Regions from separate parts of the Mus musculus genome. Here region 2 is linked to region 1. Evidence: chromatin loops called from intact Hi-C (ENCODE). Cell type or tissue: heart. All regions are shown on one strand. Links, peaks and the distances in the headings refer to the core of each region. The heading gives the core; the rest is flanking DNA.

Region 1 (12,417 bases), core at 2,743-10,742:
TATGAGTGGAGGCATCTGTCAATTTGGTCAGTTGTTGGACTGCATTAATGAGAGTGTTCAGCATGGGAAGTTGTATGCTAGAAGAGACAGCTTTAATATCCTGACTGTTTTTGAGGGGCCACAATATAGCCCTACTAGTAGCTACTTAAAAAGTTGGTACAAATTATTTTCTCTTGTGATGAACTGTGACGATAGATATGACCAGTATGCCCGTGGCTTGTCAAATAGTCCATTTGACTTATTTGGATCCCTAGGAAGCAGATCCTGATGGTAATTGGATTGTTTCTAAAAGATCTATATGGGATGAGATATTAGTTGGGGTTCTCCAGAGACAGGGAGCCAATAAGATGTATGTTGTTGGCAGACGAAGAACTAGATGGAGGAGAAGATGGAGTTGAAGGTAAATGTGGAAATGAAGATGGAAATAGAGACTAGAAATAGAAGCAAATCTAGGAATAGAGATGGAGATGGTGATGGAGACAGGGATGCAGATGGAGATGATGTGGGAAAGACAGAAATGGATACAGATATGGAGCTGAAGATAGATTTCCTTTTTTTTCCTTTTTTTTTAAAATTACGTATTTTCCTCAATTACATTTCCTTTTAAGGAACTGGCTCTTATATTTGAGTATCCTCTCAGGTACAGAATCTTATGGACTACAGTTTCATGATGTTGCAATCTCAAGTGTGAAAGCAGTCTACAACTTATTCCTTCCTTTTTCCTGGACCTTAGGCTCGGTTAGGGTCTTCAGAGGATTGGATGAGTCTAAGACCCATTACAGAAGACAGGCTACTTTACACAGTCAACTGATAAAATTCTAATATCATCCAAAAGGGTGGGAGAACCCTTCATAGAAACATCTAGGGTTATATTTGACCCAAATTGGACTAGCCAAACTGATACAGAAAATTAACTGTCACCAGAAAGGGACAAGGGGAAAGAGGCAGCCACAAATTGGCTTCTTGTTTAGACAGTTCTCTTCTAAGAATCTTGGTGGAATACCACTAGGGAAATCAAGACTGCATGAAAGATACACCTTAGTCCTTTCTACCTGAGAAGCAGCAGAGCAAGAGAGTGTTGTTGTAGACATAGAAACAATGGATATGCATCAGATGGGTTTCCTAAAAAGCAGGGAATTTGGCTAGAATAGAATATGGGCAGGAACTGAGTACAGAAAGCAGAAAACAGAACCAGAGGCTGGAAGAGAAGCCATGGAAACCAGGAATTCCCTGAGGTCTTTGATGTAATCACTGCAAGCTTGAGTCCCCCAGGACTCCTGAGCATCCAACAAATGCCTTCTAGCACTGCAGAGCTGTGACTTTCAAGTCCCATTTATTGAACTAGGTGTTCCCTGGCCATGTTATGTTCACCATGTTGGTGGGCTTTGCTTCGGGAATGCACTGGTTCTCAGGCCGTAAAGACCAGGAGAGGGAAACAGTTGGAGAGATATATGCTGCAAGCTTGGTATAAAACAGGGCTTCAGTATGGCTCTGAACTTGCATAGTTAGTGTTGGGGCACATACCAGTGGTACCCCCTAGGCACCCTAAACATTCTCCACACTGTGTAAGGCATCTTGACTCTCATGCCCATCAAAGCAGGCAGAATTACAGAAAGCCCACCATGTTTTGGTGAGGATATGGAGAGAACAGAGTCCTTATGCACTGTGAGTGAACTGGAAAACTGGGACAGCTTTTCAAGAAAGCAACCTGATTTGGCTTGGTGACATTTTGTTAGAACAGACCCTAGTATCTAGTGACTACCCCAGCCCAGATTCAGAAGCCAGAGGAACTGTCTCATGCACAAGCCTGGGAAGGCATTTTTAAAAGGATTCTCACCACAGACCTGTTGGTAGTAACAACCGAGAGGACAGCTGGCTTCGACATGGGTTTCTATCCTTAGGGAAGCAGATGGGGAAAGCACAGTGGGTACATCTTCTAGCTTTATTTCTATTGCTGTAATAAAATATGCAATGAAAAGCAACAAAGGAGAGGAAGAGGTTCTGTTATGCTATATCACTTTGGAGAAGTCAAGGCAGGAACTCAAGCAGCAATCAGACCATATCCATAGTTAAGAGTACAGAGAAGTGAATGTACCCATCTTGTCTGCTAGCTTTCTTCACTCTTGTCCAGTTCAGGACCCAGCCAAGAGAATGGTGTCATTCACAACTGGCTGGGTTTTCTTGTATCAATTAAGAGTCAAGATGATCTCCACAGACATGCCCACCGGGCCAATCTGATCTAGACAGTTCCTCAATTAAGACTCTCCTCCCAGGTGATTCCAGGTTGGAGCAAGTTGACATTTAAAATTAACCATCAGAGTGTACCCTATGAAATATTCAAGGATAAGAAGCCACACACAAGACCAACTTCAGCAGATGACAGATCTTCGTGACACTGCACTGAATAGAAAAAAAGGAAGGAAAACTAATGAGATATATAACAAGATACTGGCTATAAAAAAAAGTAAAATCCCACTCAGCATGCGGTATTGTACTATACAGATGTGTGCACGTATAGTACATGTGCTGTGATGACTGTGGGGAGGAGAACAAAAGCAAAACCTGGGGATGGCGTGGGTAAGGACGACGAGAGGAAAAAAAAGGCAGGCAGGCATTTACATGCAACAACTTTCATTATGTGCTATCACTGGGAACTATAATCACCCCTGCACTACCTGCCTTACCTGAAGGTATAAATAGATAGTTTCTGGTTTTTTTTGTTTTATTGAGATAGGATCTTCCTACCTAGGCAGGGATAGCTTCAATCTCATGACAACACTCATGCCTTCTCCTCCCAAATGCCAAGATTACAGGCATGTGCCACCATGCCAGGTTTAAATGGATGTTTTTGAAGTAAGTGATGTGCTTGCAACACAGCAGGTATTCACAATACTGCTGCTAAGAATGTGGTGGCTGGACAGTTGAGCAATTGTCCACAACCATGCTGGCTAACCACATCCTGCGGAAACCAGAAGGCAGAAAAGCTACTTTCTCTACCCCATGGCAGATATCTAGAGAGATAGCGAGTAGCAAGTGGACTCTGTTCTTTTAGATAGGACAGATCCCTAATTCATTTTTGTTAACCTCTGCCTGCAATTGAACATGTCCACAGTTGTTAGTAGATCTTGAAGTTTATCACCAAGAGAAAGTGTGGGTATTTTTGCAGTACTTTATAGTTGTTGCAGGTATCATAAAATATACTTAGCACCACCTGGAAATTATGATAGTTATTAGAGCTGCCACTGAATCATATTTAAGGCATTAATAATTGTGCATTTATCACATTTCTGATTTTTAATATTTTTATAAGCATATTTTAATATCTTTGGCTTCCTTTGTGACTCTGTATTTTATTGCACACGTTTAAGCTATTATTTTCTGAGGATACATCTGTAATCTTTACCAGCTCCTAGAGACAGCACAGCATAGCTGTGAAGGTGAAGGTGAAGATCTCCCATCCCAAAGACAGGCCTCTCTCACTTCTTCCTTAAAACGAAACTCTGGAAACACACAAACAGGAATTCTATCATGCTGTTCTCCCTGGACAAGAATGAGCTCAAGGGTGACCCCTGTACTGGTGTCATCCAGGGGTGCCAGAGCCACAGTGTCTGGTGCCACTCAGCCCTGGGAGGCCACACAGGAGAAGAGGAACAAAGAAAAGGATGGAAGATGGAAGAGGGTAAGGGAGAAGAGAGAAATGGGAAGATCATTTGCCTGCCTTCTTCTCATCACTGAATTGAACTTTACTTTTAATAAAAGTATTATTAATAGAAATGGCATGCTCACTATTTTTCATTTATGGGATACTCAGAGACATGGTCCCAGTAATTATTTGAGCTGTGCCAAGGATGAATGCTCTCTATTACTGAATATGATAGAATCCTCATGCCCCATTTCTGAGGTAGCCTTTCCCCAAGCTGTGGAGCCCCATAGTCTCTGCTTCTTCTTTAAGGTGTCTCTTTGCAACCAACCTCAATGAGGACAAGAGCTCCCACTCTGAGCCATGGACATCGAACTCTGGTGGTGAGAAAGATTCTGCTCCCATACTTGCAAGGACTGCACTAGCCAACAACCCCAGAGACCAGGCTTTCTCCCCACGTCCAGTCCTCCAGACCTATGTATGCTTCCTTATGGGTCTCCCTGAGGATGACTCTGACCTTCTGCAGGGTTTGAGTCTACTCCCTTTACTTTGAAAATTCAAGGAAGACGTTAAGAACATGGTGGGAACCAGAGCTTGGGAAAAGAGGGCAGCCCTGCAGGTATGTGAGAGCAGAGATATGTGAGAGCAGAGAGTGACTACTTCCACTTCACACAGGCAAAATGGGCCTTCTGCGTTTTTGAAACACTCGGTGGGTATAGAGCTGCAGACTCTTGTTTTTGAGAATGAGGGAGGAAACCAACAGAATCCAGAAGGTGGGGGTGGGTTTGGGACCCTAATAATATCTGCTATAGATCTCATACTGAGGAGCTATCTGCTACTGCTCCTTTGATTTAAAGATCTTATCTCAGTCTCCCTTTCTCTGCAAGTGTCTAGGTTTCTCACAGGGTTGCAAAGCAAAGGCCTATGTGAACCAAATGCAGTTCTTAAATATAATTGTTTAGGTCCAATGTCTTTGAGGGGAAGATGGCCATGTGTGCTCCTGTGTGTGCACATCACAGGCCAATGCTGAGGACCTTCCTTAATTGTGTCCCACTTTCTTTTTCAACACAGGGACTCTCACTGGACCTAGAGCTCAACAACTTGGCTAGGCTATCCGGACAGAAGACTCGGGATCCATCTGTCTCCACCTCCCAGACACTGTGATTATAGGCATTAAACTACCATGCCCAGTTTGGGAGAGTTCTAGGAATCTGAACTCAGGTCCTCATGTTCAAGCAAGAAGTACTTCACCAACTAAGCCACTTCCCCAGAATCCCCCAAAAAGGCTTTTTAAAAGATTGTCTTGTATAGCCAGTGTCCCAGTTTCACACTGTTCCATTTAAAATGTTTTTTTTTTTCTCTAGAAAGATATGTTTGGCAACACTGGACCCCAAACTAAATGATTCCTAATGTCATATGGTTCTGGGAATCTAGAAACTTCCCATTTTCTGTCCAAGTAAACTGGCCTAGGTGGGACACCATTTATAGTCCCTTGGAAGACTCTTTTTATCCCCCCCCCACCACTTTTAAAAAGCTTTGGGGACTTTAAATGCTGCTTTGAGAAGAGATATCCCATTTTGTTTGGTTTTATAGAGAACAATACAGTGCCCTGCCTCTTCCCATAGCTGGGGAATAATGGGGTTGCTTCAGAAGACCGAGTTGCCTGTCCTGCCAAGGTGGTAGAGCCTTGATATTTTAGCATCAGCTGGCAGACCACCTGCTTCTGAGAAAGACCGAGCCATCTGTTTCCTGGTTACACTGAGGGAGCATCTTTCTCCTGGCACATCTACCCCCAGACTCAAGCCCAGAGACATTTTGTAACCTAAGAACGGCTCTCATCTGTGCCATACACAGAACTCCCAGATTCCTCCTCCCTCTCCTACACTCTCCATCAGTTCCTCGCTGATGGTGGCCCAGCGGGAGATGAATGGGCTGGCTACCTCCAGCTTAAAGAATTGCTCAGGCTTCTGGGTTCCAGCCAACTCCCTGGAGGCCACTGACTGTGCCCATCAAGCAAAGTGGGACTTGAGAGCTCTCAGCCCATTGCTGAGCGACCCTGGGAGTTGACAGCTGACGACCCAGGCTGGCCCTGATTGCCAATCTAGACTGCATGGTGAAATATCCCTTCCTCAAAGATCCCCTCAAACACAGCTGTGATTAGTCTAGGCGACCAGACCTTCCAGAAAAAAGAAAAAAAAAACTCACTGATTTCAAATTGTAATGAGAAAGCCAGTATAACAGGGTGGAATGTGAATCTAGGGTCTAAGTGAACTCCCCTCCCCCGCCCCCCGCGCCATGCATAAAATAAGGACTAACAAGATAGCCAAGAAGGAACCCTGAATTAATGAATGAATCTGAGTTATTGACAGAACACTTACCTTATTTCTTTTATGAATAGAAGGTATACTCTTAAGCTGATTCTTATCCGTTTGATTTCTTGACTCAGCTGGGGGTTGCCTTTCCGAAAATAATTGAGGATGTAGCTCTGATAATCAAATTGCTGGGAATCTGTAAGCCAGGTTCTCTCGATCACTAGCTGTGTGACCTTGGGCAGACCTTGACCTCTCTGTGTCTCAAAATCATCACCTCCAAAATAGAAAGGATGCTAAAACTGCCCTCACAGAATTGCTTTGAAGACTGAGACATGTACGTAAAGCACTTCAGACAGTACCATGCTGAGAGTTAGAACTCAATTAAATGTTATACATTATCACAAGATTATTCAGTCTGGTTTTTTTTTCTTTCAACAATGGTGCCTATGTTGACATCTGCTGGTTCTCTGCAACAAAAAATAACCCCTAATTTCTGAACAGTGGGCTCTGAATGGATATGTTCTTACTAGCCAGCCTCTAGTGCTTACTACAGTAAATCTGATAAGATATTATGAGGGTGTGCCCTCAGGGGACCAAAGCCCACCTGGGGCAGCAGGCCCAAGGTAGAGGGCAGGACCAGGAGCCTCGGTCATGGAGCCTAGCCGATGGACTTTGTGTATTTAGCTGGCCGGCTGGCATCTCCCTGCTCCTTCACAGGTAAAGGTGAAACAGCAGAATCCAATTTTTTGTCACCTTGTGAAATTATGAGACTCCATTCGGCTTGCGTTTGTATCATCAGAGCACGCCAGCCACGTGGGGTAATTGCTGTTGCTGGGTTACTCCTTGTAAGTTCAAACAACTTCACGTGCTGAATGCCAATGGATTTGCCGTGACCTGAGTAAATTAAAGCAATGCTTCCTGCCTGGGGAAGCTTTGCTGCGCTTCAGTCCATCTGTTTCTGATGAAGGTAATACGGCAGGAAAGTGGGAAATGAGAACACCGTGTGGGCAGCCTCGCTGACACTCCTATCCTCTCCTCCTGTCCTCCTCGCCTCCTTACTTCCCTGCTTCCTTTTCCTGCCTTCCTCCATCTCGTCTTCGCCCCTCATTTCCTTCTGGCCTCTTCTCCTGCCTTCCTTCCTTCTTTTTCTCACACCTCACTCCTCTCCCCGTTCCCCTTCTTCCTTATCTCTGTTTCTCCCTCCTCATCCCCTTTTCCCTTTCCTCATTCTCTCTCTCTCTCTCTCTCTCTCTCTCTCTCTCTCTCTCTCTCTCTCTCTCTCTCTCTCCCTCCCTCCTTTCTTTCTCCCCCCTCTCTTCCCTCTTTCTCTGTCCCCCTTCTCTTTTCCTCTCCTGATTTTTTTTCTCTTCTCTGTTTTCTGTCATGTCCTGGCTCAGAGTAGGGATGCAGTTCAGGGCCTCTCTGTGTTCCTGGATGCCCTCTCCATGTGTACACAAGTCTGAAAGTCCCGAATCCAAACACCAGAAAGCCAGGTGATTTGGGGCTCGCTGGAAGAAGGGATCTGACAAATTTGCTCCAGGTCACATCTCTTAAGATGCAAAGGTAAAGTCAGCCTCTTTCCTTAAAGGTTAACTTTCCCATTTTAATTGCATCCTGTGGAGGTTTTCTTGACCTGGGCTCGCCAGGTTGCCTGACATCCTTCCTGTCTCACTAATGCTCGTGTCTCCCACAACCATTTACTTTCTCCAGCTGCAGGAGCCTGGGGCACCAAGAAACCCAACACTAACACACCAGGCAACTGTGAGCCTGCAGTGATGGGGAAACCCAGGAAGTTCTCAGAGCCTTTTACACAAGTACCAAGCAAGGCAGATGCTTGGTCTGGGTACTACCATTGGGTAGCAAAGTACCCGAACCCTGAAAACAAATATTAGCATGTCTCAGAACGGAGAATTGAGTAGACTCAGCTTTGAAGGTCTCACTTGGGATATCTCAAGCTAACCTGGTGAAGTGGTGGCAGGGGTTGGAATCCACTGGAGGTTCAACTGAATGGGCTGTCCAAGGTGGATTCCACACAGTGATGGTCCCCATTGCTCACTGATGGCTAGCAGGTTGGCAGAGACTCACTCTGGAGCACTTCTACAGGACCTCTGGTGTGTCTCAGGCACAGTGACTGCGTTCTGAGAGTGTCCTTGGAGGGACATGAAAAGGCTAGCCCTTTCAGAAACACATGCAGAAGAAGAGTCCCAAGAGGCACAGAGACAGAAGCTGCCTTGCCTTTTAGGAGCTGGCTTAGGCATTACTGTGTCATTTTTCTCTGTACACAGTTGGTCAAAACAGTCGCAAGCCTGCCACGTTCCAGGGGAGAAGACATAGATGTTACCCCTCAATGGAAGAGTGCCAAAGAATCAAAAAACTGCTACAGTGTTGTTTGAAAACAAGAAATTAATTTTATTTAACTTGAAAATCCTGATTATGCCAAAACGCCAGCCTGCCTGGTTAGCGGGAGAGTGGCGGAGAAGGGAGGGGGGAGTGGTGGATGTGAAGGAAGCAGTGAGGGGGTGCCATTGATGCATTTTCTAATTTTCAGTGGTCCTTCTAAGGGTTGAGTCGCTCAACATAAATGTATCCAAGAGGGAAATTGCAACAACAGAATAGTGTTTGCCGCAGAAACCTGATGCTCTAACTTTGCTCCACAGAACCCACACTGGAAGGAAGGGCTGACACTTCAGTGGTAATCGCCACACGTGTACTGACATTCTCTTACTCTCATTCTCACACAGTAATAACAAATACACTTTAAAAATTAAAACCCACTTAGTACTGAGTTTTTAGTATCTCTCAAAAAGTCATGTATAGGAATGGAGTTTCTCTATTCCCTGAAGGCAATCACAGCCTGGTAGTAATGTACTATATCTTTTTCTTTCTTTTTTTCAATTTTAATTTTTATTTATATTTTGTGTGCATTGGTGTTTTGCCTGCATGTGTATCTGTGTGAATTTGTCAGATTCCCTGGAGCTGGAGTTACAGATAGTTATAACTTCCCATGTGGGTGTTGGAAATTAAACCCCTGTCCTCTAAAAGAGCAGCCAGTGCTCTTGACTGCTGAGCCATCTCTCCAGACCCTGCCATGTACCCTTTCAATAGGACTAACATACCTACTTTCAGCAATTCCTACCTGTGATGATTTAAATGAAGATTCCCTCTTCCCTGCCCACTGCCCTGGGCTCACAAGGAGTAGTACTATTAGGAGGTGTGGCCTTATTGGAGTAGGTGTGGTTTTGTTGGAGGAAGTGTGTCACTGGGGTGGGCTTTAAGGTTTCAAAAGCTTAACCCAGCCCCAGTCCCCCCTCTCCCCTCTCCCCTCTCCCCGTCTCTCCCTGCTGCCTGTGGATCAAGATGTAGAACTCTCAGCTCCTTTTTCTGCACCATATCTGCCTGCATGCAGCCATGTTCCCCACCATGATGATAATGGACTAAACCTCTAAACTTTAAGCCAGCAAAAATGAAATGGTTTCCTTTATAAGAGTTATTCACGGCAATAGAAACTCTAACTAAGACACCTTTAGAACAGGAGGGTTCATATTAGTAGGCATTTTCTAGCTATCTATTATTAGGCTCGATAGCTTCCTAGTTCATAACTCCTTGATTTTGACTTGATTTTGGTCAGGAAAAACAAGCAAACAAACAAAACCCCCACTGTTCTTTGTTTCATGTTTTTGTCAAAAGTGAGAGAATACAAAACCTGACCATATGCCAACACAAATGGTAAGAGGCAGTTTAAGGGCATTAAACCTTCCTATGTTTTTCTAACATAGGATCTGTATTGACTCTTCTCACATCCCTACCTTGTCATCTTCCCTGCTCTCTGCTCTCTCCTCTTCCTCCTCTCTCCTTTTTAGTCCTCTCTCTCTTTTCCCTCCTCCTTCTAATAGTTAGAAGAGCTGATTGGTTCTTGTTAATAACCCTGAGTTGGTTTCATTTTTCACTCTTAATACTATTACTTGAGTTAAATTACGAGTTTTTCCTCTTCTGCTGTTTATCTTTTTACATGACAACCAATAAAATAAAAAATCTTGGAGCACTAACTATTGCTTTTGGTCCATCCGATGCCTTGCAAGTCCTCTGGGACCAGTCTTAACTGTTTTCCCAAGTGGTGTCTCTGATTGGTCTTTCCAGGAAGAGATCCCTTGCCAGACCAGCCCTGGACCTCCACAGCCCTGTTTATGTTCTAAGCCAGAAGAAGATCTCTTCTTCCAACTAGTTCATATGGAACAATGGCTCATCAACGTCTTCTTACTGAAAACTCTCCCATGTTCATGGTGGGGGGGGGGGGAGGCTAGCATTTGGGTACAGAGTCCAGTCTTTTTGCTTAAGAGAAAAGCCAGTCACACATTTGTGATTTTTTTTCTGCCCCACCCAGCCAACATGTCCAGCTCCTCTGATGGTCACATGCCCTTAATTTATCTGGTATAGTAACCCTGCAAAAATACCCATGTCCTTTAGAGCAAGCCACAATCTTCAGATAATGTGGAACTCTGGGTTCACAGGAGTAAGAAGGTTCCTTTCCAAGGAAGCCTCCACATATGCCAGCCCTCAGCAGCCCTGGGGAAAACAAAGACAGTGATCTGCCACAGTGGCCCAGACTCTAGTAGTAAAACAGATGGAGCCTGTGAGAGATTTCAGATGAAAGGGCCCTGCCTGAGCCGTTCATGAGCATGTAGAAGAGCCAAGGTGGAGAGGAGTATTGAGTAGGCTGCTTCACAAGCTCCCAGCAAGAAAGCTGATATTTGAACAGGAAATGTCCCTTCAAGATCTCTCTGTGGGAACAGGATAACACATGGCTATACTCCTAGCACTGGGAAGGCTAAGGCAAGAGAATAATGAGTTTGAGGCCAGCCTGAGCTATGTATTGAGACTCTGTCAAAATGAAACAAGAAGGAACGTCTCTGAAACTCTTGTTTGTTTAGATTTGTTTACTTTGATTTTATGTGTGTGTGAGTGTTTTGCCTGAATGCACACACCTGTGCACCATGTGTGTTCAGAGTCAACAAAGACCAGAGGGGGCATCAGATCCCCAGAGACTAGAATTATGGATGGATAGTTATCAGCTGCCAGGTGGGTGCTGGGGACAAAAACCCAGGTTTGATTCTATGAGAGCAGCCAGTGCTCTTAACACTGAACACCCTCCTTTCTCTGTCTTTCTGTGTGTGTGTGTGTGTGTGTGTGTGCATGCAAACGGGGATGCGTGCACACGCTTAGTATATGTTTGTGCATATGTCTTGAAATGTAGATCTGTATCTATAAATGGGTACACAGATACATTTCATGCCTACATGTGAATATGCATGTTCTTTCACTCATATTTGTGCACACATGTGTCTGTATACTGGTGTTTTCGTTCATATACCATAACAAATCTCAGAGGACTTTAACAGGGAAGTGGGAAGGCCACATGGAACCCTTTCTACTTAGACCTCTCCACCATTAAATGCCTGCTAGCATAGGCCACCATAAAAACCAGAGTCACATCAAGTTTCACATTTTGTCACTTTTCCTGGGGAGGGATAAACAAGTGTCTATTCACCCTAGATAGGACATCAATGATAGGTCAAAGAAATAATTGCATCCAAGTCTAACTTAGTGAACCAGCGAGCTTGTTGGGGCCGTAGGAGTATAAGCATGGGTGGCTCAAAGGCTGCTGCAGTATTGAAAAGCCCACTCCAGCATAGGCAGTGATTCATGCATGCTATATCTCAGAACGTTGCTGCATAAATGTGCAGGCATCTAAGCTAGTCAGAGCATCTCCTGTCCATAGTGTATATAACCTTGGTAACTGGACTTGTGGATCTTACAGCTTTGAGGAACTTCTCTGAGTCCTACAGCTTCCTTCCTCCCTCTAGGAAGGTATGTTTCTCTTCAGAGCAAATGGCTTCATATGTCCATATGCCCATCACTGAATGAGGCTGTCATCAAGGCAGCTACTAAGACTTATAGCACTCTGCCATAAGAGGTCCTTGGGGGCAGCTATGGTATATGGCACCCCACCCATCCCTGCTCATATCCCTCTAAGCCTTTGTGCTGAGACCATAAGACTGGGCATTGTTTAACTTTAAAACACAAAGAGCCCTTAAATTGTGAAATTAACCAAGAAGGAAATCATTTGACATGAACAATCTGGACCAAATAAATACCCTATGTTCTCTGAGCTTCAGAGACGTCCTTGAAGGACAAAAGGCCATGTAGCTGGTGAACAGATGCATGCAAAACCAGCCTATTAGACTCACTGGAATGGGCAGGATACTAATATAAAACAGAGACTTTTCCAACAGCTGCCCTTATACCTGTAACACACACACACACACACACACACACACACACACACACACACACACACACATGCTCCTGTACCTTCTAGAAGCCTTTGGGAGATTCAGTGGCCTAGTCTGATCCCCTTTGACCTACCCCAAGAGTAGGGGAGCTGGCAACAGAGAAAACAATTGGGCC
Region 2 (12,417 bases), core at 1,818-9,817, 97 kb before region 1:
AGATGCTTGTTACTTTGCCCAACTGTAACCAAACTATCTGAGGAAACACCTTAAGGGAAGAAGGATGATTTGGGGCTCAGAGTTTCAAAAGGTTGAGTTCATGATTGTTTGATTTGGGCAGAACTTCATGATGGTATAAAGGTGGAAGAAGCTCTTCAGCTCATGCCAATCAGAAGGCAGAGATCAGGAAAGGTACTTAGGGGTCTTGTATGAACTTCAAAGATTTATTCCCAATGATCTAGTTCCTCCAAGCAATAACCTAGATCCAGAATCTCTCAAAGTAGCATCACCAGTTGAGAACCAAACCTTCAACACATGTGCCTGTGGGAGACATTTCAGATTCAAACCATAATGTGGTAGAAGGGCCTTAGCTTTACACAGTCACTGAGGGTTCCAAACCAGTAGGAGCTCTGTTTCTTTGACAGCAGAAATTCTAACTTAATTGACTGAACATGGGACACGGACATGGAATTTTGTTTTAAGCTTTTCTGGTGTCACCAGTGGGCAGCCATGCTGAGACTATTAAGTCCTCCAACATCACTCTATTAAATTAATGTCCAACCAACAGGGATGAGCAATGGAAGAAATTGATCCAAAGACCATGTGAAAAATAAGTATGAGGCAAACATGAAAGTTCTCAACGTCACTTTTGACTATATCTAATCAACCCAAAGTCAGTTGTATGGTCATACTTTACCCCAAGGGCAACTGGGAAATGTAGCCTAGATGAATGTCCAGGACTAAAGTAAAACGTGTTTAGCTAGTATCTCCACATTTTAAACCATTTTTGTCTCTGCAATAGAATCTTAAACTTTGTGAACCTTAAACTTTGATAAAGTATCTCATTTTTATTATTTATTATTAAATGACAGATCATCTCATATGTTTATGGGCTACAATGTGATGTTTTGATCTATGTCTATAGTATAAAAAGAGTCAGTCAAGCTAATTAACATATCTATCACCTCTCCAATTTATCATCTTATGTGATAAGAATGTCAACCATCTCTTTTAATAATTTTGAAATACACAATGTTTTTATTAACTGTAGTCAGGATGCAGTGTGACACATTACCAAAAGCTATGCCTCCATTTTGACTAAAACTTTGTACCCTTTGATCAGCGTCTTTTCATTCCCTGTACCCTCCTCCTCCTAGCTTTTAGTAACTATCTTTCTCCTTCTCTTTCTATAAGATTATCTTTTACAGATTTCACAAACAGATGAAATTCTCTCTTTAATTTTAAATGAAAAGAGATATGGAATATGAGTGAGCACTCTAGAAGACCTTATTTATAGAAGGACCCTTCCTGAGACTATCTGACTGCTTAGTAATGTTATAATGTCCCTTCACCTTTAAGATGAGACAGGTTATAGTTGTAAAACTGGTGAATATTTGAAGGGACATGGCAGAACTGGCAAAAAAAAAAAAAAAAAAAGAAAAGCATTACCTAGACCAGGAGAGAGGCAATATTGCTTAGCAGACCAGAGCTCAGGAAATAAAAGGGAGAAACAAAGGAAGAAGAGTAAGAATAGGAAAGGCCAGGGCTTCAAATCTCAGAGAGACCCACATCATGGACTCTTTATGAGGCCATCAAAATTGTGCACAGGTCCATGGGAGGAAATGCTAACTGAATGGATTCATGGATCTGACAGACAACCTTGATGTGATGGTTATGAAAGAGAAAATATGTATGGGCCTACAGAAAGAATGGCAACAAAATGATTCCATGCCACAGTTGGTCCACTTTGATTAACCATTAAGTTTCTGAAGTGCTTACATCAGGAACCCGAAGGTATTCAGAAAGCTTTAGCAGCTAAATACTGAGCCAAACTTATGACCGGACTAGATAGCCTCTTTTTTTGTTGTTGTTGTTTTTGCATCTGAAAGCAGGCTTATTGGAACTCCTTGAAGAGATCCAGAGATGTCCAGTCTCTGGAGAGCTCTGTGAGGACTGACTTTCAAGGTGGGGTACCCTCAGGTGGACAAGCATCTTAGTTTAGCCCACAGTAACAAATTATCTCAAAGTGGAATAATAAAGAAGAAATATTTGTTTCTCATGCTTTTAATGCCTGGACAGCCAAGAGCAGGGTGCCAATTTGGTCAGATTCTTGGTAAAGGCACTTTTGCTGATTCACAAATGGTTACTTCTTGCTCTGTATCCTATAGAAGATGGTGGAGGGCCAAAGAGAGAGAGAAAGACACACACATACACAGAGAGAGAGAGAGAGAGAGAGGGAGAGGGAGAGGGAGAGGGAGAGGGAGAGGGAGAGGGAGAGGGAGAGGGAGAGGGAGAGGGAGAGGGAGAGGGAGAGGGAGAGGGATTCTAATTTCTCTTCTTTTCTTGTGATGCTAGGGACTGACCCCAGGACCTTGCTCACAGTGTGCAAAAACTCTTTCTCTTCTTATAAGGGTATTGTTAACTATCAGAACTCTACCCTCAGGTCCTCATAAAAATCTAGATAGTTTTTGGACAAGAAGAAAGGTGCACATAGGAGGAATTAGACAGCGCTATGCCCCCTTCTTCCCAAGTCCAGGAATAGGTATCAAACAGAAACAAAGGCAGGAATGAGAAAGGGAAATGGGACTGAAAAGAGGTTTGTAGCCATATCATTTTCCTTCTTACCAGATTGAGATGAACAGCCAGAAAAGTGCAGAAATCACAAATGTGCAGTTTCACAAGATTTTACAAACTCAACATATCTGACTTCACATGTTTAGTTACTTGTATGGCTGCACCTAGACCACAAATTTGTAGCAGACCCATGTTCTCTCTGTAGCGACAAAACACCCAATATCAACAGCATGAAGAGAAAAGTACTCTGCCACACAGTTGCGAGGGGTTCTGTCCATGGTTGCTGGACCCCCTACACTTCAATAACAGCAGAAGTACGCAACAAAAGAGTTCCTTCCCTTCATAACAGACCAGAAGCAGACTGAGAAAGGGACTGGGGCTGCGGTGTAACCTTCCAGCTGGGCCTCATCAGCTAATGTTTCCAGAGCCTCTGCAAATAGCACTACCAGCTGTGGACCAAGCAAGCATTCCTAACAGAGACGTTTGGGGAACACTTCAGATCCAATCAATAAGCACCGTGATCCCAGATGTCACCTCACACTCTCTCACTTTTCCTACTTATGGCCAGCAGTGGCCCGAGCACTGCTGTCCTGTTGTCTAACAGCGTATGTTAATTCTACGGGATTCAGAATGCTATATCAGTGGAGTCATACAGTACGTATTCCCTCATGTGTGACTGCTCTCGCTCAAGACTGCTTGTGAGAGTCATCTGTATCGTTGCGTCTAATTGGAGGTTGTTGGTTCCCATTGCTGATACTGTTCCATTGTGTGACTATGACATGCCTTATTTATCTCTTCTCCTGAAGATAGGCATTTGAATTGTTTCCAGGTTTTTCTTCGTTTTCTTTTTTTTTAACTATTATGACTATTTTTATGTGTGTTCTCTTCGCAAACCTAGGCATGTGTTTCAGTTGAGTAGCGACGTGGGAGTGGAGTAGATAGATCAAGGGGAACATGTGCCTTCACTCTCAGAAGACGCTTGCAAACGGTTTGTTTAATGATATACCATTGAGACACGTTTGGGAGTCAGTGGGGTTGCCTACTTAGCAAAGTACACATCCCAGTAGCAAAACTAAAAAAGGGACAGTCCCAGGACAATCTGTCTCTGCAGTTTTGGATCCCTGGCCATTCCCTGCAAGGCCTAACTACGGGAGGAAAGTGGCTCCCATTTGAGGATTTCAGGGACCTTCTTGCAAGAACATGCATTCTAGGAAGTAGAGAAGCTTCCGATATCCTGTCAGCTAAAATGCATAAGCTAGCAGCACCCTTTCCTAGCAATGATGGCTTCCTAGCGACTACCTCTGCCTCAGCTCGTCTTTTGTGATATGTGACTATTCTCCCAACCTTCCAGAGACCTCCCTTACACAAGTCAGTTGAAATTGAAACTCTTTGGCAGGTCCCTGAACTGCATGGCTAGAAAATTACATGCCATGCACATCTGCAGCAGCAAGGAACATAAGGCATTCTAGGGGAGATTTATTGCGTTCCTTCCCTCCTCCTTTTGGAAGGTTTCTGGATGCCGTTCCCTGTGTATAGCATGTGCCTCCGGCTTATCACTACGGTAAGTATAAAAGCAATTAATTTTCCCCCTTTTGGAAAGCGGAAGTTTTAACCGCACTTGAATACCATTTGCATTTCTGATTTCTATCAAGTTCACACTTCCAGCAAAGAGAGTCCTGCTGATATAATTTGTTTTTTTTTAATTGCATATTCTCTGGCAGGAAGCTGTTTCTTTTGCCTCTACAACACGTACACAGAGAGCTCTGAGCATTTGATCTCTGCTGCAGGTCCACTCGCGGTGATTCTTGGCACGGGGAAGGCCAGGCCAGGCGTGGGAATTCAGAGCAGGACTCACCTGAATTTTCATCCCAGTGGCCACATGTGTTGAGCTTGTGCAAAGCAGCTTCCCTCTGTGGGGAGGGTCAGCAGATGCCAAGAGCTGCATCTTTGTCAGTGACTAGTATTTGCCCCTTCCTTCCAGTCAGAGACATTGTATAAAGCGAGAACAGGCTGATTTCTTGCTTGCTGTCATCCACTAGCAGCTTTTCTACTTGGTTGCCAGCTCATTATTTGTCCTTACAGACAGGGGGCACCAGGGGAACTTGTGACCTGGGGAATTCCTTCTCTTATAGGTAAGGAGACTATGGCCAATTGCATCCAGGTAACAGATCCTTCATCCCACTTTACAGTGAAGGCACCATGCCATAGAAGGAGTATATTCCCCTGCCTTTCAGGTAAAGCAAGGCATGGAACTTTCTTCTGCTGATGGCAGGGCCTTGCCTCCTTCATGGTGCCTCTGATATCATATAAGACAGTTGTCTCCCACCATTAGAGCTGATATGACAGAATACTTGAGACTGAGTCTTGTAGAAAAACTGGAAACTAGTTCTCTTAGAGCTCTGAAAACTGAGAATTCCAAAATGGAAGTTCTAACCTCTGTTGTGTGCTTCTGTCATGGCAGAAGAAAGAAAGGCAAGAGAGGGAAATTGTCCTCATATGGGAGAACAGCAACAGCAGCAGCAGCAGCAACAGCAACAACAACAACAACAACAACAACAGCAACAGCAACAGCAAAAGCAGTGAACTTAACCCCATGAGCACTTAGGAGAGGAATGTGAGTCCACTCATGAAGGCAGAGCACCTGACCTACATGCTCCCCAGAGGGCCCCAGCTCCCAGCACTGCAGGTTAGGGAATATGGTTTCTAGCCTGGCAATTTAGGAAAGGGCTGGACATTTAAACCATAACACCTACCTGGCCTGTTGGTCAGGACGGTGGTGCAGGATTCTTTCTGACACCAGAACCCTGAAGCCCAGGTATGATTTTCCGGTCATATCCTGGCCATCCACCAGATGTGTGGCACTACTTGTTATCGCTGTGTTATTGCTGACACTTTGAGTACTGTTTTTGCTGCCAAAGCCTAACCCTTACAGATAGGGCATCCCAGAGAGGGACTGTGGCTCACCGCTTTTCACACACCTGGCTTTTTGTGCCAAAAGCAAGATTAGAACCTGTGGCCCTGTCCTCTGCCCTACAGGAGTTATCCCAAGATTTTCACACACATGTGAAAGACACCATTTGGTTGTAGGTCTTGCAGCTTTTAGGAAATATAGCTTGTAAAAAACTCGTTGAGAGAAAACAGATGAAACTTTACATGGCTCCGGGGATTAATAATGTAACGGGGATTGTTCCACTTCTGCTTTGAAGTGAATCTGAACTGGTTGCTCCACCCCCTCTCCTCCTCCTCTCCCACAGCTGTGGAGTTCCCCAGGAGGAAGGCTTTAATGGCTTGGGAGCTGCTCCAAATAGTGTCTGCAAGAACCGGAGCTGGAGTAACCCTGGAGACCAACCATGACTGAAGCTGGGATCTGGCCCTTTCCTAGATAAGCAGGAAGCCCAAGCCCCAACCCCAGCACTCGCAGACGCTTGGCAGCCCAGGCAAGAAGCACACATAGATGCTGAAGGGATTGTCCGCCCCATACCATGCCTCTCTGCCTCCAAAGAGGGAAAACCCATCTGCAAAACCTCGCCTGCGTGTACTCAGGAGCTGCAGACTATGATAAGATGAAGTTAGAGAAGCAAAGAGCCACCGCCATCACCCCCTGAAGAACACTCCTATAAACCTTCCTAGGACTCACCACAGATTGACTCATGCCTCCTTGGCCTACAGATATTGCTGGATATTGGATGCTGACAGTATTTAAGCCTGTTGTATTCTTACTGACAAGCGTGGTCTGTGTCTACATAACTCTGGAGCTTGTAGCACACTAAAGAACAGTGTTTTTGTTTGACTTTGTTTGGCTTGGTTGTAGGGTCTTACGTAGCCCAGGCTAGCATTGAACTTGATATATACTTGAGGATGACTTTCAAGTCTTGATCCTCCTGCCTCTACCTCTCAAGTGCTAGAATTACATGTGAAAGTCTCAGCATACTGTCATACACTCATAGGTTTCAGATTGAGTAAGAGAAAAACCACCTGCTGCCATATGATTAGAGATATATAAGGTTTCATCAAACTAGGTACTGGTGGTGCATGCCTTAACTGCAGTACTTGAGGAGGCAGAGACAGGCAGATATGTTTGTGGGTTTGAAGCCAGCCTGGTCTATATAGCAAGTTCCAAGCCATCCAGGGCTACATAGAGAGCCCTTTTCTCAAAAACAATAAAGGTTTGGTCAAGCGATGTCTCTGTTTCATATTATACATGCAAATGACTGGGAAAAGATATCGTCAGTTTTCCTTGTTGCATGCCCAGTTCATAGCACAGCCCTAGACACATAAGGAGCATCACTATATAGGTGAATGAATGAATTTGAGGATAAATAAACACAGCTGTTCTGGGAGAGAGTCCACAGGTGGCATTTTTGCATAACTGGCCACCATGGTTCAGCATATCAGATCTGGGCCTGTGGGCCCTTTGGCATTTGGTGAAGGTCCCTCTGTTCCTCTCCGTGGCACCATGCCATCCTAAACTTGTCTCAACAAGTAGTCACTGCTGAGCTGACATCTCTATCACCCTGGCCTCCCTGGTGACTATTGGCTACAGAGGACACTGGGGACTGTGGCAGCCCGAGCAAGTGATCACGCTTTCTTGCCCAGTCCCAACCCCCAATTTGCTGGCAGAAGTTGGTATGCTGGCAGCATCTGCTCCTGTTTGGAACCAAAGCTGTTCCTTGTCATTCTTGATGCCAGCTGGGAGCAGAGCAAAGTCACCAATGCATAGGAGAGTCCAGACCCTCAGGGGCCACCAACTGCCTGGGATGGAACAGAGAGTCTGGCAGGACATGACTAGTAAAAGAAGCCCATGGGCATTACCCTTCAGCGCTGCTAGAACAGGTTGTCTGAGGCCAGTTCAGGAAGAACAAAGGAAACAAAAACAACCTCCTCCTTTCCCATGTTTCTCACTCCCCTAGTCTAAGGCTACTGCATGAGACAGACTGAGACTAGCACAAGCAGCCAGTTAGCTTTGGGAGACGGTCCTGCAAAGCAGAGGTGAGGGTGCTTAGAGACTGAGGCGGGTCAGGGAGGAAAGTCAATTTGGACTGCACTAAAGAGCTGTAGACATTTTCTGGGGCTCAGGCATTTGTTCCTTGGGTGAGTAGAATATTTACTCCTATATCTTGTCCCTCGGTACAAATGTGTTGCCCTTGACCTATATATTTCCTTGCATTTCCAAATTGTGCCTGTGTTGAGCTAAGTAAGCTTCCAGGGTGCCAGAACCAGCCCTCAAGTGGGCAAGCTGAGAGACATGGGTCCTGGAAGGGGAGGAGATGCAGTACCCACAGAGCTGTCCAGTTAGAAGCTTTGAGTGAGAGACCATGGGTGTGGCCTCAACACATTCATTCATATATATATATACACACACACACACACACAAATGGCCTAGAAATAGAAGATGTGGATTCCAGGTCTCTTGCACTTAACTGTAAGATCTTTCGTGTCAACTCAACCTCATTTTTGTCCACTCAGGAAAAAAAAAAAGAGGGGGAATTCTGTCCGTGAAACGTTGAAGGATTGCTCGGGGGAATCAGATTACAACAGAGAACCAAATACACAGTGTTTTATGTTAATATAATATTCCGGTCCTTTAACTTGTCCAAAAAGCTACCGCATTGCTTTCCTGTCAATATACTCTCCATGGAGAGTTTCCAAGGCTACAAGCTGTCAAAGGCCCTTGAAAAACTAAAAGTACAGTACACTTTCAGATGGGAATATGTCAATGAGTCCACCTGAAATAGGCTCCTGATGTTCCTCCAGGTAAATTGGACCTCGTGCAAAGAAAGATGATCATGATCTCATTCAAAGAATTCTTCCTATACTTGGCTGACCCTACCTAAGCCTCAATTACTCCTCCCTCCTCTCCTCAACCTCCTCCCCCACATAGCCTCCATCTCCTCAGATCCTACTCATGCTAGCTAGGGTAATGCTGACTGACGTAACTTACAGACCGTCACAAGTCTGGGCTTATCAATGATAAAAAAGTGGTTTCATTCTTATGTGACAAGCTGACACCTGGAACCTAATTGTGTTGAATACACCTGCCAATTCAGTGATCCAAGAACCCAGGTGCCTTCCACTGCACACCATCATCATCTTCAATCTGAACTTCTTTGTTGGAGTTCCCAATTTTCAGTCAATTGGAATGGGGCAAGAATGTGAAAGATCAAATATCAGAATACGGACAAAGTTGTGAGCGACTGCATGCATGCTACCAGTCTACTAGAACTCAGTTGACATGGCCATCTTTAGCTACAAAGGAATCTGAGAATGGTACACTACCTTAGTGACCAGGGAAAATAGAAACTAGCATTGGTGACTGGATAGTAACACTGCCCTAACCTTGAAATTCCTATGATCAATTGTTGGAGCTATGATCAATTATTAAGAGTTTGGATGTTCAATGTCTCCCTAAGGTTCTTATGCTGGTTGTCAGGCTATGGTGCTGCTGGGAAGGGCTGGAACCCTCAGAATGTGGAGGGTAGTGAGAAAGTTATGTCACTGAGGTCATGTCCTTCAAGGAGCTACTGTAACTGCAGCCTCTACCCCATGTCTGCTTACCAGCTTCCATGAGCTCTGCTTTAACACATACTCCCTCCCCTATGCTGCTCTGCCTTGCCATAATCCCAGAGCAAGAGAACCCATCAGTCATTGACTGAAATCTCTAAAACTAGGAGGTGTCTAACCTTTTGACATTGTGGTAAGGTATCATGTCCAAATGTGTTGAGCAACATTCATAGCTGTCTTGGGGCACATGTGGCCTATGGTCCCACAGATTGGCCATGTCTCTGTAAAACAGTCATCCAAACTACATCCTTCCTCATCTTGAGTTGATGACCTCAAATACTTTGTCATAATAACCAAAACATCAAGTAACACATCAAAGAAGAGCTGAATTGTTTCACATGGGAGTTCAACAAACCAGAAAGCACCTACAGACACCGGGTCAAGTCAAGGGGCAAAAACAATAAGTCAACAATCAAACAAATAAGCAAACAAAACACATCACAAAACAAAACAAGCAAGCAAAACAAACAAAAACGGAAGAACACACAGAGATCATAGCCAGTAACTCACTATTGCCTGCACACTTTCCCTTCTACAGTGCTGAAATGTATAACATTTTCCCGAAAGCTATGGGTTGACCTGCTTCTGTGTCTTTGCCTATATTGCTTTTACCCAGTGCCTTTCCCAGTTTCATTTAGCTGGTCCACCATATGTCTGCCCCAGTAAACCCAGTCTCCTGATATTCAGGCCTTTGGAAAGTCCACTCCCTTCAATTGGGTCTGGTTCCACAGCTAGGTTTAATCAACAGAATGCAGTGGTGGTGGCAAGTGGTGGTTCCAGGCCTAACTCCAAAGACCACCTGACAGCTTCTACTCTGGTGTTCCTAGGATTCTGAGTCTCCAATTAAGACATTTGGCTGCCTTTCTCTAAAAAAACACATGACATCACTGTGTGGAGAGGCAGAGAGACTCCAAGACCACTTGGAGAAAGAAAAGCTCAGATGAATCCAGTCTCCAGAAAAAATTGCCAGCTGAATTTAGCTAAAGAGGGATTACCAAAAGGGCCAGCCGAAAAGTCACCCAGCTGACCTCAGCCTTGACTGGAGAAGGATTAGCAAACAAAATGCTGCTTCAAGCCACTAATTTAGGGTGATTTGTTACGCAGAAATAGAAACATGAGGTAACGTCCTTCAAGTTCTGTGCCAGGCTTGAACATAATCTTCTACTTCTTTCCTCTACTTCTCTATCCTCCTTGCTTTGGTTTGAATATAAAATGACCCCATAAGCTAATGTTTGAATGCTTGGTCTTCAACAGAGAGTATTATATGGGGAGTTTGTGGAATCTTAGAGGGCCCACCAGGCAGATATAGGACACTAGAAGCTGGCCTTGAGGATGATGACTCAGCCCCACTCTTGCTCTCTGCTTCCTGAATTGTCAAGATGTGAACATGCCAGAAGCTCCTGTTGTCACATACCATGCCACTCTGCCATGTTAACTTGCTTCTGTACAGCATTTTCATCCCAAAAAGTAACGACTACAGTTCTCCTAGCATGGCTAGGAATCTTTTCATTTGATGCTTCTTTCAGATCCCATAGAATCCTAAGCACACATCTGCTTTGCCAGTCCTCACTTTGGATCCATCATTTACATTCCCATCCCTTTGCCTGGAAGGACTAAACAGTTATTATGCACTTGAACCAAGCCTTGTTCCTTTCTGTGTTGTCCATGCTAAATGCGTAAGTAGTGGGTGCTTCAAAATACTTTCTGAAGCAAGCAGTCACTGTTTCTAATTGGTTCACAAACAGAAATATGGGTTTCATCTAAGAGAGATAGAGCACAGGGGAATAAGAAGGTGTGTTTTCCACCTAGAAATTCATAAATATGATTCAGAGCAGTTCTGTGTGAGGGAACTGTGTTGGGTAATTAGATTCACTTCTCTCAAACTCTAGTTGAAGCTCCTATGGTGGAGATATTGACAAGCTAAGAACCACATTTTGAAGATGTCTTTGGAACAAGGGTTCTGCCAACCTGCTGTAATCCTGAGTGATTTGAAAGAGGAAAGAGGGACAGGGTCCACCTGGCTAAAGCAATTGACATAGCCAGGTGGACTGGCCACGACTGCTGGCAGCTAGTGGACCCCAGTCTGTCTAGTCATCAGTTTCTAATAGGTGTATGTGATAAGGTAGGCAGTGAGAACAAAAGTTATCTGATCTCTGGGTTATAACTATGTAGAGAAAGATGTTGCAAGATCCGGCAGAACTGAAAATTCCAATGACCTTTGTTTAATGATTGCTGAGAGGCCTGGCAATCAAGTACACGAGAAGCTTTAAACAAGAAAGAGTATGGCTGAAAGATGTGATAGCCTCTTATAACAAGGAGAGCCATCCAGAGGATGTCTTGGGGGAGGAGTCCTGATAGCAAGGCCCATATATTTGCAACCCAAGGCTTCAACTCAACATAGCGTCTTGAGTTGTTGAACAACATGAATACAGTACCAGAGGCCGAGCAAAGAAACTCTGTACCTAGACAAAAGTAATAAATTGAAGCCAGGCTCCAATTCCCAAAATGGGGTGTGGTGTGTTTCTCACGATCTAGTCAGCCACATTTTACAGTATGACACTCATAAGGATTGAAGTGAGGCATGTTGGTTTGTCAATAATGTATTTCCCCCCAGGGACAGAAAGTACAATGGAATCCAATCCATTTTTCTGACTACAGGGAAGGGGAGAGAAAAGGAGCAGGGAAGCTGCTGATTCACTCTGATCCCTGCCTGCACGGGACGCTTGTGTGTAAACACTGGAAACTCCACAATGGCATCGTGATTGAATGAAAGCAGGACCTTTCACATTCAAAATACCTGGGTTCGAGTCTCATCTCCATCATTTCCACATTATTTAACTGAAGATACATTAATTAGGCACACTGAGTCTCAATTTCACGTTGAGAAATGGAGACACAAATATTATTTCCCTCATAAGGTTACTGCCATGACAAAATGCAGCATAATCTTTGGTAGTGCAAAATGCCTGGCACAAAGTAAATGCTTAAAACTGATAGCCACTCACCCAGTGGAGGGTAGAAAATAATCAAAAGCCAGTGTGAAGCAATTTACTCGTATTGTTAGCATTTGAAATTTTGTGAATGATATAAAAGGGATACTTAGATAAAATTAAGATGTATCCACAATACCGTCGAGAATAGAGCGATATACTTATTTCCAGTGATTGACAACAGGAAAATATTTTAATATTATTTATTAAGGTTGACAATGTGCTAGATTGTGTCTGAAGTACTTCATCTACAAGAAATCACTGTGTCTTCTTAGCAATGCTGCACAGTAGA

Evidence for each region. A loop is a pair of places that touch in the nucleus more often than their neighbours do. Peaks named below come from ENCODE experiments on the same cell type or tissue, not always from the same donor. Only the 100,000 strongest peaks of a DNase experiment are listed, where the experiment ranks them.
Region 2: a loop joins it to region 1, with 2.2 times the contacts of the local background. A loop is called at or near these places in 5 of 42 quality-filtered maps.

What each region holds. Positions count from the first base shown.
Region 1 is chrX:11,358,525-11,370,941 of GRCm38, forward strand. It overlaps Gm39495 (a long non-coding RNA gene), which reads left to right and starts at 3,510. Exons shown (of 3, transcript XR_878056.2): 1 at 3,510-3,679; 2 at 3,953-4,023; 3 at 4,712-4,986. In heart, for the core only: no CTCF peak of the experiment used is centred there; no DNase peak of the experiment used is centred there; H3K27me3 peaks cover 792 bases.
Region 2 is chrX:11,262,122-11,274,538 of GRCm38, forward strand. No RefSeq gene overlaps it. Among named protein-coding and RNA genes, the nearest start is that of H2al1a, 31 kb to the right of the region's middle. In heart, for the core only: no CTCF peak of the experiment used is centred there; DNase peaks (open chromatin) are centred at 5,900 and 7,210; H3K27me3 peaks cover 2,129 bases.